Linked DNA regions of Homo sapiens: region 1 is linked to region 2. A link is an interaction called in ENCODE POLR2A ChIA-PET data of the cell type or tissue named here. Cell type or tissue: MCF 10A. All regions are shown on one strand. Links, peaks and the distances in the headings refer to the core of each region. The heading gives the core; the rest is flanking DNA. Region 1 has its middle 47 kb from the start of TNFSF18. Region 2 overlaps RABGAP1L (RAB GTPase activating protein 1 like).

What was found. ChIA-PET counts read pairs that join two places held together with the same protein. Peaks named below come from ENCODE experiments on the same cell type or tissue, not always from the same donor. Only the 100,000 strongest peaks of a DNase experiment are listed, where the experiment ranks them.
Region 1: POLR2A ChIA-PET joins it to region 2 with 6 read pairs; 1 of 35 experiments calls an interaction of 5 or more read pairs at or near these places.

What each region holds. Positions count from the first base shown.
Region 1 is chr1:173,000,457-173,007,769 of GRCh38, reverse strand. No RefSeq gene overlaps it. Among named protein-coding and RNA genes, the nearest start is that of TNFSF18, 47 kb to the left of the region's middle. In MCF 10A, for the core only: a CTCF peak has its summit at 2,289; a DNase peak (open chromatin) is centred at 4,409.
Region 2 is chr1:174,218,598-174,225,910 of GRCh38, reverse strand. RABGAP1L (RAB GTPase activating protein 1 like) reads right to left here. Exons shown (of 26, transcript NM_001366446.1): 2 at 6,616-6,786; 3 at 4,747-4,939. The coding sequence starts at 6,753. Among named protein-coding and RNA genes, the nearest start is that of RABGAP1L, 63 kb to the right of the region's middle. RefSeq lists silencers at 1-6, 5,307-5,426. In MCF 10A, for the core only: no CTCF peak of the experiment used is centred there; a DNase peak (open chromatin) is centred at 3,540.

The DNA of each region.
Region 1 (7,313 bases), core at 2,002-6,001, 1.2 Mb after region 2:
ATAGATACACAATAGCAAAATAGTCAAAGCATACCACTAGAGAAAAATCATCTAATAACAAAGGAAGACAGCAAAAGAGGAAAAAAAGAACAAAGGAGCTACAAAGCAAGAAGAAAACAATGAACAAAATGGCAATAGTAAGGACTCACTTATCAATAATTACCTTGAATGTAAATGTATTAAATTTTCTAATAAAAAACCAGAGTGGCTGAACAGATTAAAAGAAGAAAACCAGCAGCAAGACCAACTATATGCTGCCTACAAGAGACCCACTTCATGTTTAAAAATATATATAGGCTAGAAGTGAAAAGATAGAAAAAGATATTCCAGGCAAATAGAAAATTTAAAAAGCAGGGGTAGCAATACTTACATAAAATAGATTTTAAGTCAAAAACTGTAAAAAGAGACAAAGAAGGTCATTATATAATGATAAAGAGGTCAATCCTTCAAGAGGAACAACAGTTGTATATATATGCACCCATCATAGGAATACCTAAATAGATAAAGCAAATATTAATAGATCTGAAGGGAGATATAGACTGCAATAAAATGCAATACAATAATAGTAGGGGACTTCAATATCCTACTTTCAACAATAGATAGATCATCCAGGCAGAAAATCAATAAGGAAACATTGGGCTTCTACACTCTAGACCAAATGGGCCTAACAAACACATACAGAACATTCCATTTAGAGTAGTAAAATACACATTCTTCTTAAATGCATATGCAATATTCTCCAGGATAATAATGTTAAACTGCAAAAAAGTTGTAATAACTTTTAGGACATTGAAATCACAGCAAGTATATTTTTAACCACCATGGTATGAAACTAGAAGTCAATGACAGAGGAATTTTGAAACATTCACAAATATATGGAAATTAAATAATATGAACAACCAATGGATCAAGAAGAAATTAAAAGGGCAATTAAAAGATATCTAGAAACAAATGAAAATGGAAACACAACATATCAAAACTTATGAGATGTAGCAAAAACAGTTTTAAGAGTTAAGTTTATAGCAATAAATGCCTACATCAAAAAAGAAGACAGATCTCAAATAAACAGCCAAACATTGTACCTCAAGGAATTAGAAAAAAAAAAAAATCTGAGCCCAAATCTAGTAGAAAGGAAACAATAAACATCAGAACAAAAATAAATAAAACAGAGACTAGTAAAACAATGCAAAAGATCAGTGAAACTAAGTTTTTTGAAAAGACTAACAAAATCAACAAACCTTTAGACTAAGAAAAAATAGAGAAGACATAAATAAAATCAGAAGACATAAAATCAGAAAGACATAAATAAAATCAGGAGACATTATAACTGATACCACAGAAGCACAAAAAATCAAAGAGACTACTACAAACAATCATACACCAACATACTGGACAACCTAGAGGAAACAAATAAATTCCTAGAAACATAGAATTTACCAAGACTGAACAATAAAGAAATAGGAAATTTAAACAGAACAATCACAAGTGAGGAAATTGAAATATTAATAAAAAGACTCCCATCATAGAAAAGCCCAGGACCAGAAAGTTTCACTGCTGAATTCTACCAAACATTTAGAATGGTAATACAAATTCTCCTCAAACTCTTCCAAGATAATCAAAGAGGAGGGAATACTTTGAAACTAATTTTATGAAGCCAGAATTACCTTGATATGAAATCTAGGCAATTACACTACAAGAAATGAAAATTACAGACCAGTATTTCTGATGAACATAGATGTAAAAAATCCTCAACAAAATATTAGCAAACCTAATTCAACAACACATTAAGAAAATCATATACTATGATCAAGTTGGATTTATCTCAGAGATGCAAGGACACTTCAACTTATGGAAATCAATAAATGCTATATACCACATTAACATTATGAAGGCCAAAAGACATATGATCATTTCAATAGATGAAGAAAAAGTATTTGTCAAAATTCAACATCTTTCAATAATAATAACCCTTAACAAATTAGGTATAGAAGGAGTGTACCACAACACAATGAAAACCATATATGAAAAACTCACAGCTAACATTACAGTCACTGGTAAAAAGTTGAAAGCTTTTCCTTTAAGATCAGGAAGAAGATAATGATCTCTACTCTCACCTCTTCTAGTCAGTGTAGTCCATTGACTTCATATGTAAGTCCTAGCTAGAGCAGTTTAGCAAGAGAAAGAAATGAAGGGCATCAAAATTAGAAAGAAAGAAATTAAATTGTCTCTGCAGACAAAATGATCTCAGAAAAGAACACCTTGAAGACTTCCAAAAAACTGTTAGAACTAATAAATGAATTCAGTGAAGTTGCAGGACACAAAATTAACATATGGAGCAGAGAGCAAAATGTTGAAATAAAAGCCTACATTGTTTGTTCCCCCTGCTGGAACACCAGACTATAACAACTATCTGCACACAGAAAAGCACTGTCAGAAGAACCAAAAATCAAGGAAGCAATCACAGTACCTCGTTTTAACTTTGTATTGTGGAAAGAGGCATTGAGGAGGGCAGGAGAGATGGTCCTCAATCACCAATGCCACCCATCCCCCATCCCGAGCAGCAGCTGTGTGGTATGGATAATCTCTGCATTTTGGGGAGGGAGAGCACAGCAAATTGGGAACTTTATATTGACTTCAGTATTGCCCTGTCACAGCAGATAATAAAGCCATGCTAGGCTAAGCCAGCACCCATGCATGGAGGAGCATTTGGACAAACCCTAGCCAGAGGAGGATTGCCCATCCCAGTGGTTGGAATTGAGTTTCTCGGCAAGCGTCACCATTGTGAGCTGAAGTGCTCTGGGGCCCTAGGTACCAGTTTAGCCACAGCAGGATAGAGCAACAGCAGGCTCTTCGGGTCCCTGAGTGCAGGACTAGGTTTATGGACAGCATTTCTGGTCCTGCTCTGGGCCAGAAGGGAGCCCACTGCCCTGAAAGGTGAATCCTAGGCCTGGCAGCACTCACCATAAGCTGATGGGAGAGCCCTTGGGCTTTAAGAGAACATTGGTGGTGGCCTAGGAAAACTCCCCCACCTTCCCCCCACTACCATGGACTGGTGTTGGTGGCAGCCACAGGGAGAGGCTCCTCTGCCTGTGGAACAGGGAAGGAAGAGCAGGAAAGACTTTGTATTGTGGTATGAGTGCCAACTTAGCTGCAGTAGAATAGAATATTAAGTAAATTGCTAAGGTTTTTGACTCCAATTCCTGGCTTCTAGATAGCATCTCTGGACATGCCCAGGACTAGGGGGAACTGAAGGGAAGGGCCTTGCGACAGTGTTGTGTTGTCTTCAGGTCTGACACAATGCAGTCCCAGTGATGGTGGCCACAGGGGTGCTTACCTCATCACACCTCCAGTTCCAGGTGGTTCAGCACAGAGAGAGAGGCTTCATATGTTTTGGAGAAAGTAAGCGAAAAGAACAAGGGTCTCTCCTGGTAACCCAGATAATTATTCCAGATTTTATCCAAGACAACCAAGGTGGTACCTCTACGAGTCTGGAAAAAGCACAGCATTATTGAGTTTGGGGTTCAAGTCCCTTCAAATACCTAGAAAGCCTTCCCAAGAACGATAGGTACAAATAAGCCCAGACTGTGAAGACTATAATAAATACCTAACTCCTCAATGCCCAGACACTGAAGAACATCTGCAAGCATTAACACCAACTAGGAAAACATGACCTCACCAAATGAATTAAATTAAGCAGAAGAAGGAATTAGTGAGCTTGAAGATAGGCTATTTCAAAATACATAGTCACGGACAAAAGAAAAAAATAATAAAAAGTGATGAAGCCTGCCTACAAGATCTTGAAAATAGCTTAAAAATGGCAAATCAAAGAGTTATTGGCCTTAAAGAAGAGTTAGAGAAACACATAGGGGTAAGAAAATTTATTTAAAGGGATAATATCAGAGAACTTCTCAAACCTAGAGAAGTATATTAATATCCAAGTAGAAGAAGGTTGTAGAACACCAAGCTGATTTAACCCAAGGAAGACTACCTTAAGACATTTAATAATCAAACTCTGAAAGGTCAAGGATAAAGAAAGGATACTAAAAGTAGCAAGAGAAAAGAAACAACATAGAACGGCGCTCCAATATGTCTGGCAGCAGTCTTTTCAGTGGAAAGAAGGCCAGGAGGGAGTGGCACGAAGTGCTGAAGGAAAAAAAGAAAACTTTTACCCTAGAATAGTATATCTGGTGAAAATATCCTTTAAGCATGAAGAAATAAAACCCTTGCCAAACAAAAGCTGAGGGATTTCATCAACTCTGTCTTATAAGAAATGCTAAAGGGAGATCTTCCTTCTGAAATAAAAGGACCTTTTTTTTTTTTTTTTTTTTTTTTTTCAGATGACGTCTTGCTCTGTTACCAGGCTGGGGAGTGCAATGGCACCATCATGACTCACAGCAGCCTCAACCTCCCAGGCTCAAGTACAGATGGGATTTCATCATGTTGCCCAGGCTGATCAAAAACTCCTGAGCTCAGGCAATATGCCTGCCTTGGCCTCCCAAAGTACTGGGATTTTAGGTGTGAGCCACTGCACCCAGCCCAAGAAAAGGACTTTAATGAGCAAGAAGAAATCATCTGAAGGTATACAACTTGCTGATAATAGTAAACACATAGAAAAATACAGAACAGTATAACACAGTACTCACGGTGTGTAAACTTCTCTTAAGTAGAAAGACTAAATGATGACTCAATAAAAAATAACAACTACGACAACTTTTCAAAACATAGACAGTACAATAAGACATAAAGAGAACTAAAAGTTAAATAGCAAGGGAATAAAGTCAAAGTATACAGTTGTGGACCAAGTGCAGTGGCTCATACCTGTAATCTCAACACTTTGGGAGGCCAAGGCAGGTGCATCACTTGAGGTCAGGAGTTTGAGACCAGCCTGGCCAACATGGCGAAACCCTGTCTCTACTGAAAATACAAAAATTAGTTGGACATGGTGGCCCAGGCCTGTAATCCCAGCTACTTGAGAGGCTAAGGTAGGAGAATCATGGAGGCTGCAGTGAGCCGAGATGGCATTGCTGGACTCCAGCCTGGGTGACAGAGCAAGACTCTATCTCAAAAAAAAAAAAAAAAAAAGAAAAGCATACAGTTTTTAAAGAGTTATTTTGTGTGTTTTTTATGCAATCAGTGTCAAGTTTTCATCAGTTTAAAATAATCAGCTATAAAATATTATTTGAAAGCCCCATGGTAACCTCAAATCAAAAAATCTACAACAGCTACACAAAAAACAAAGAGCATGAAATTAAAGCAGACCACCAAAGAAAATCACTTTCACCAAAAAGCAGATAAGAAGGAATAAAACAAGGAAGAGAAGACTGCAAAACAATGAAAAAACAAATAGCACAATGGCAGGAGTAAGTTCTTAATTCTCAATAATAACATTAAATTTAAGTGGATTTAAGTCTCTAATCAAAAGACAGAGTGGCTGAATTAATTTTAAAAATGACCCAATGATCTGTTGTCTATAAGAAACACACTTCAGTTATAAAGATACAAATAGACTGAAAGTAAAGGGATAGAAAAATATATTCCATGCCAATGGAAACCAAAGAATAGCAGGAGTAGCCATGTGTATATTAGACAAAATAGATTTAAAGAAAAAACTATAAGAAGAGACAGAGATGGTCATTATATGATGAAAAAGGGGTCAATTCAGTAAGAGGATATAATGAATGTAAATGTATTTGAACCCAACACTTGAGCATCCAGATATAAAAACCAAATCAAATTAGAGCTAAAGAGATAGGCCCCAGTACAATAATAGCAGGAGACTTCAACACTCTACTTTCAGCATCGGACAGATCTCCCAGACAGAAAATCAATAACAACAAAAATTGTATTCAATCTGCACTATAGAACAAATGGACCTAATAGATTTCTTGAAGCAAATGATAATGGAAATACAACATACCAAAAGCTATGGGATACAGCTAAAGCAGTACTAAGAGGGAAGTTCATAGCTATAAGTGCCTGCATCAAAAAAGAACATCTTCAACCAAATAATGTATCTTAAAGAACTAGAAAAGCAAGAGCAAATCAAACCAAATATTACTAGAAGAAAAGAAATGATAAAAATCAGAGCAGAAATAAATGAATTTAATTGAAGAAAACAATGCAAAAGATTAATAAAACAAAAAGTTGTTTTCTTGAAAAGATAAACAAAATTTGCAAATCTTTAGTCAGACTCAGAAAAAGAGAAGACACAAATAAATGAAATCAGAGACGTAAAAGGAGACATAACAACTGTAAACACAGAAATTCAAAGGATCATTAGTGGCTACTATAAGCAAATTTGGAAAATCTAGAAGAAATGGTTAAACTCCTATACACATATAACCTACTAAAATTCAATCATGAAGAAATCCAAAACCTGAACAGACCAATAACAAGTAACAAGATCAAGGCCATAATAAGACATCTCCCAGTAAAGAAAAGCCCAGGACCTGATGGATTCACTGCTGAATTTTACAAACATTTAAAAGAAGAATTAATACCAATCCTCCTTAAACTGTTCCAAAAAATAGAGGAAGAGGGAATACTTCCAAGTTAATCCCAGGAGGCCAATATTACCCTAATACCAAAGCCAAACAGACACATCAAAAAAAGAAAACTACAAGGCAACATGTCTGATAAATATCGATGCAAAAATCCACAACAAAATGCTAGCAAACTGAATTCAACAATACATTAAAAGATCATTCATCATTACCAAGTGGAATTTATCCCAGGGATGTAAGGATGGTTCAACATATGCAAATCAATCAATATGATACATTTTATCTACAGAATGAAGGACAGAAACCATATGATCATTTCAATTAATGCTGAAAAAAGCATTTGATAAAATTCAACATCCCTTCATGATAAAAATCCTCAAAAAATGAGATAGAAGGAACATACCTAAACATAATAAATGCTATATATTATAGACCCATAGATAGTATTATGCTAAATGGGGAAAAACTGAAAGCCTTTCCTCTAGATCTGGAACATGAAAGGTTGACAACTTTCACCATTGTTATTCAACATAGTTCTGGAAGTCTTAGCTAGAGCAATGAAACAAGAGAAAGAAATAAAAGGCATCCACATTGAAAAGGAATAAGTCAAATTACCTTTGTTTACAGATGATATGATCTTGTATTTGGAAAAGCCTCGACTCAGCCAAAAAACTATTAGAACTAATAAATTCAGTAAATTTACAGGATATAAAAGTGAAATACCAAAATCAGTAGTATTTCTATATGCCAACAGTGAACACTCTGAAAGAGAAATTTAAAAAGTGATCTCATTTACAGTAGTCACAAATA
Region 2 (7,313 bases), core at 1,311-5,310:
CCAAAGCAAAGAGGCCCCTATAACCCAAAAATGGAAAAGAAAAACTCTATTATTTTTCCCTCTCTTTTCTCTCACCACTTTGTCATAAAGTGCTCCAGACATATGATTCTGCAAAACAGCACAAAGCAGCAAAAACTCTAAGAAAGAAACCTGTCTTTCTAACACAGGGGTAGAAGGAAAATGGCCCAAGGAAGCCAGAGAGTGTGGGGAAATCTCAGAGAGGAGAGAGCTGAAGAAGATAATCCCCTAACTCTGCGTGTAAACTAGCAAACTGTGTATGCATGTGGAACAGACTGAAGAAGCACAGCAAAGGTTTTGAGAATTGAAAATACTTTGGAACCAGAAAGCAAGACAGATCTTGCAGTTTGGACACAACCAGGTGGAATGTCTGCTTTAAAAAAAAAAAAAAAAAAAAAGTCAACATTCTTCAGAGGATTTTAACAAGAAATAGTCTCAAAACATAAGATTCGAAAACTCTGGGAACAAGCCAATTACTCAACAAACATAAAAGGGTGATCTATTCTCAAGTGAAAAAATAATCCACAGACCAATCCCAAGATGTCCCAGTTGCTCCATAAATAATCCATAAAATAAACGTGAAAACACCTGTAATGAATAAAAATATCAAAACTATCCACAGAGAAACAAAAAAACTTTAAAAAACAATGTAAATTTAAAAACAGAAAAATACAATATCTAAAATTAAAAATTCATCAGACGATCTCAATAGCAGAATGGAGATTAACAAAGTAAAAAGTCAGTGAGCTTGAACACAGGGAAAACAATGAAAAGAGCCTAAGGAATTGTGAGAACGGTATGGAAATGTCTACCATTTTTGTCTACTGAGTCCCAGAAAAGAAAGAGATTAGTGTAGAAACAAAACAATTACCAAGAAATAATGGGTGAAAACTCCCAAATTTGGTTAAAGATATAAATTTACAGATTCAAGAATCTCAGTGATCCAAAAAAAAAAGATAAACTCAAAGAAAACCACACACAGATAATCAAACTGCTGAAAACAATGAAATAAAAGTACTGAAAGCAAAGAAAAATAACATATTACAAATAGGAGAACAATGATTCAAATCCCTTCAGATTTGTTATCAGAAACAATGGAGACAAGAAGACACTGGAAAAGCATTTTTAAAGTGCTCAAGGAAATATACGTATGGCTGTTGAAAGCAAAATTATTAGACTGGTAGGTTTTTCAATGTATGTATATGTAATACATGTCAATATCAGGAATGAGAGGATATTAATACACATCCTGCAGACATTAAAAGGATAATAAGAGAATATTACTCTATAACAGAGAAACAACTCTATCCCCATACTTAGGTGAAATTAACCAATTACTTGAAAGATGAAAACACCAAAGTACACTCAAGAAGAAATAGATAACCTAAATGGTCTTTTGCACTCAGATTTAAAATTTTTTTTTGAGATGGAGTCTCACTCTGCTGCCTAGGCTGGAGTGCAGTGGTGTAATCTTGGCTCACTGCAACCTCCGCCTCCTGGGTTCAAGCCATTCTCCTGCCCAGATTCTCAGCTGGGATTACAGGCATGAACCACCATGCCCGGCTAATTTTTGTATTTTAGTAGACACCGGGTGTCACCATGTTGGCCAGGCTGGTCTTGAACTCCTGACCTCAAGTAATCCACCCACCTTGGCCTCCCAAAGTGCTGGGATTACAGGTGTGAGCCACCATGCCCAGGCCAGACTTAAATTTTTCTATAATGATATGCAACTATCTTTTCCTTTTGTGATTTGGCTTTTCCTACCTTGACAATCACAAAAATATGCTCCATTGTTTTCTTCTTACAGGCTTATTTCTCACTTTAAATATCTGATTCACTAAAAATAATTTTTATGTACAACTAAGGAACCTAATTTTATTTTATTGCACTCAAAGATGCAACTGTCCCAACACTATTTACTGCATAGTTACCATTTCCCCCAGTGGTATGTGAAGCGAATTCTGTCATATACTGAAATCCTTTATATACATAGGTTTGTTTCTGGTACCCTGTTCTAGTGATTCACTTCTATAACAAGCCAATATCACATTGGTTTAATCACTGTAACTCTGTAGTCTATCTTAATACATAATATTCTTTTTAAAAATTTTCTTAGCTACCTGTGTACCTCTACTTGTCCAGATACATTTCAGAATGTTTATAAAAATAACTGAAAATTTGAAATTCCCACCCAAGTTACAGACTAATTTGGAGATAAGTTACATCTTTTCAAGGTTGACTCCTATCAATCAACATGGCATCTCTCCCCATTCATTCAGGTGTTCATTTCCTTCAATAACATTTTATAATTTTATTAAAATTTTACATAAATTTTTGTTTCTTCCTTGTTACCTATTATTTTTGTTGGTATTATGAATGGCAATTTTATTTTCTACTGTTGGTGCTAACCTTCCTAAAAGTCGTTAAATCTTTTTTTTTTTTTTTTTTTTGAGATGGAGTCTCACTCTGTTGCCCAGGTTGGAGTGCAGTGGCATGATCTCAGTTCATTGCAACCTCCACCTCCTGGGTTCAAGTGACTTTTCTGTCTCAGCCTCCTGAGCAGCTGGAATTTCAAGTGTTCACCACCCTGCCCAGCTAATTTTTTTTTTTTTTTTTTTTTTTTTTTTTAGACAGAGTCTCACTGTCACGCAGGCTGGAGTGCAATGGTGCAGTCTTGGCTCACTGCAACCTCTGCCTCCCAGGTTCAAGCGATTCTCTCGCCTCAGCCTCCTGAGTAGCTGGGACTACAGGCATGTGCTGCCACACCCAGTTAATTTTTGTATTTTTAGTAGAGACGGGGTTTCACTATATTAGCCAGGCTGGTCTGGAACTCCTGATCTCGTGACCTGCCCATCTTGGCCTCCCAAAGTGGTGGGATTACAGGCTTGAGCCACCCCGCCCAGCCATTTTTGTATTTTTAATAGAGACGGGGTTTTGCCATGTTGGCCAGGCTGGTCTCAAACTCCTGACTTCAAGTGATCTGCCCGCCTCACCCTCCCAAATTGCTGGGATTACAGGCATGAGCCACCATGCCTGGCAAAAAGTCTTTAAATCTAATAGCTTATCCATTCACTTTCTTAAATACTTTACCAATCATGAGAATTTTTTCACTTTTTTTCTAATCACACTTCATTTCTTTTTCCTGTCATCTTGCATTGGCTGGATTCTTTAGTACAACGTCAAAGAGCTATGGTGATAGCTATCATGCCCTAACTGCTCCTGTTTCAATATATCTTGATGGTAACGCATTTTAAATTTCAGCATAAAACATAAGACTTTGATAGATATTTGATTAAGCAAGTTTCCTTCTAAGTTTTCCAAGAACTTTACATGTGCATATACATGTAAAATTTTAAATTTTATCCAGTGCTTGTTCTTTATCTACTGATACTTTTTCACTCTTCACCACTTTATGTGGTAAACCACACTGAAAGATTTTTCTAATGCTTAATCATCCTTGCCATGGAAGGCACTGTGATTACATTCCCTACATAAATGCATCACAGCCCTATTGTGTAACAGTTTGGCTATACCTATACTTACCCTGTACCAAGGTTCATTTGGTTCAGAAATGAATCACGAGTTTCCTAAGCCAATTAGGATAATCCCATCCCCTCTGTCAGAGTGACTTATTTACAGGTTTGAATGTAACCCAGGCCTACAGCTATCAGTTCATGTCATTTCCCTCACTACTAGAAAATGGTTTCACTGGTCCAATCAGAGTAAAACTCAGAACTTTTATTTAATCCGTAAAACAGGCCAGGGATGGGTGCAATGGCTTGCACTGGTAAACCCGACACTTTGGGAGGCTGAGGTGGGCAGATCACCTGAAGCCAGGAATTCAAGACCGGCCTGGTCAACATGGCAAAACCCCATCACTACAAAAAAAAAAAAAAAATTAGCTAGGCATGGTGGTACACACCCAGCTACTCAGAAGGCTGAACAGCATCACTGCACTTCAGCCTGGATGACAGAATGAGATCGTGTCACCAAAGAAATTTTAAAAATCAGTAAAAGAATGAAGACTTTCTCTTTGCCACCAGGCACAAACAGGTCACCTTCCCTTACCTACCAGTTTCTGCTGGTAGCTACTTTGTAACCAGCTAAGGAGAAAGGTAACATAGACAAGATCAGAGCTGAGTAGTTACCAAAAAAACACCATCAGAGCCTAGATCAAATTATACCTGTGGTGTTTAAGCCAGCTGAAGTTGGAGCTGGTTTTGGTTTTATTTATTTTTGCACCCAAAAGCATCTTGACTTATAAGCTAGTATTCAAAGTACAAATCCTAATTATTCATAGATGTATTTATTATTTAATACACTGTTGGAATTGATATGTTTTACTTAGAGTTTTTACTAAATATAACTTTAAATAAGTGTAGTGAAACTGAGCAAAAAGGCACATCACATGAAAGACTATCTCCATTACACTATTCTGTGACACCCAAGTATTTACTCATTTGTTCAGTAAGTATCTGTTGAGGACCTACCATGCATGAAGTACTAGGGGTAAAATGAGGACCCAGACATAGTCTTTGTTCCCAAAGAACATTAAGACCTGATTTTTATAGGCAGAGATATAGGCAGAAACATAACACCGAAGTGGAAACTCTCAACAAGAACTGAAAGCTTGAGAAGAGCTAACAATTTTTTCTGATTTTCATCTTAAAATTTTCACTATTACTTTATCCCATTTCTTTAATAGTTTCTAAGAATTCAATACAGTACCTGTGTTAGACGGATCCAAAATTAACTGAAGAGATGGCTTATTTGTTTGGCTGGCTGGAATATCTCCAAACGAATGGTCTGAAATCTCACTGGAACTTTGACAATCAACAAGAAGACTGCTTGGCCTTTTCTCGGAATCTCTCAAAATCTCTTCCATGGCTTTTTCCAATTGTTCATCACCATTAGAAACTATCTACAGACACAGCAAGACAATTCTGTTTCAATTCTACCATAGTTCTGAAGCTAAATTTTATGAAAGTATTTCATTTCTAGAAGAAATTAAAACAATCTAAATATTTAAATATAGTTACTAAAATACTAAGAAGTTGTTTCACATATATAATACATTAAAATCCTGGTTATAAAACTAAATTAGAGGAAGATTATTAGTTTCACAAAAGGATTCTTTATAAAACACTTAAGACAGTTTCCAACTACATTTTATATAAGATCCTATTTACAGAGATGTATTTATCTTTTTTTCCCCTTTCTTTTTAAAGACAGAGTCTCACTCTGTCACCCAGGCTGGAATGCAGCGGTGCAATCTCAGCTTATTGCAAACTTCGCCTCCTGGGTTCAAGCGATTCTCATGCCTCAGCCTCTCAAGTAGATGGGACTACAGGCGTGCACGACCACACCCAGCTAATTTTTGTATTTTTTGTAGAGACGGGATTTCCCCACATTGGCCAGGCTGGTCTTGAGCTCCTTACCTCAAGCAATCTGCCCACCTTGGCCTCCCAAAGTGCTGGGAGTACAGGCTATGAGCCACCACGCCTGGCCCTTCTTTTTCTTTTTCTTTTTTAGGAACACACCCTAAAAATCAGATAACCTTAAATTTACATGTCTAAAGGAAAAAATAGGTAAATTTAAATCGGGTCTATTATGAATATCATTTAAAAGGTTATATTTCTTGTTAGCACAGCATAACCATATTTCTGATTTCTTTACAAATTGTTGGCTAGCTCCCAAGATGAATATTGCTAATTTCCTTACACTTAAGTTGACTCATAGTTTTCTCAAAGGCAGGTGAAACACAAAGCCTAAGCAAATAAGTGATGTCTTAAACACAATAATGCTAAAATACAGGTATCTAAAAATAAAGCCACTGATTATTTAAATAAAATTATAAAACAATATATTCTCAACATAAACATTTAGTAATCTCATTTTCAGAATATATTTTATTAGACTGATATATTAATACACTTTTGATGCCATAGTTAATACTAAATAAAAGTCATAAGTAATATATAGCACTTTTAACTACTTTTCCTATTCCTGTTTCTAGAAGACAGTTATACCATTTTCAAGCCTATATAACTGAGTTTACTTGCTTCCTTTTCTTTGACTTAGAAAGTGCAACACAGAAGTGAAAAAGGGACCATATCTAAATAAAAACTCAAATGCTAAAAATATAAGATATGCTTTAAAAACATTTAGACAAGTCGACTGTTAAATCACACAACGGAACGTTACCAGCTGATTTAAAACATAAAAATCATAAAGAAAAAAGTCTCTCAAGTGAAAGCAAAACATTTAATTAACTTCTAAAACCCAGCAGTAAGAGAAACAAAAACATCCAGATAAAGTAATGTAAAATTTAACCATTATGTCTAATTCACCAAAAAATCCTTTCTCTTCTTTTTCTTCTTTTATTCTTCCCCCTAAAATTCCAAATCAAAAGGTAAACAACCAAAAGCAAGAACTTTTTAAAATACACAAACCAAATAATTAGGGTCTGGATAAATCAAACATTGATTTTATTTTGAAAGTCAGCACTTGAGAAAAACCTTTGCATTTTACACATCTCCTAAGTTTCAAATAGTTTTTAATTAAAAATTATACCATATGTAGAAAAGAAAAAAATACCTTCAGTTGAGGTTTTTCTTCATGTTTTGTAGAATTATCATCTGCATACTGAGGAACCAAAACAAATTCTTCACTGTTCATTGTAGCCACAGAATCAGATGATCCACTAACCTTCTGTAATGAAGCTCTGACCTCCATTTCAGTTCTGCAAACTTCTCTTCCCACAACCACCTGGAAAAACAAAAGGGATTAAAAAAAAAAACCTACTGATTAAAAACATGAACTAATTAAAAACATGAACTAATAAAGCTTTAAAAATGGTTTATGTGAAGAAGAATCCTGCTGGCTAGATAATTATCTCAAAGTTAGGGAGGCTACCTTCTTGGACTGAGCCACTTAATGGAAATGTACTCTCTCTTCATCCTAAGTTTCCAGACTAATAGAGCCATATTGTTACCTAAAAATTTACACAAACCAGTCCATATCTCAACCAGATTTATCACTGTTTACCTGACACACTCACTCTCATTTCTCTTAGAAATACTGTTTTCTTTTTAATAGAGGAAATAATTAAATGATACTAGAAATACCTACAAATGCACACACAGACACAAAACCATATTCACTGACACTGCTATATTAATTAAATCTAAATGCTTCAAAAAAAAACTTATCTCCTCAAGACCGAATATTGTACCTGCAAATATTTTTTCTGAGTAACTAAAGTTGACTAATACAGAATTCAACATCCTAAGACA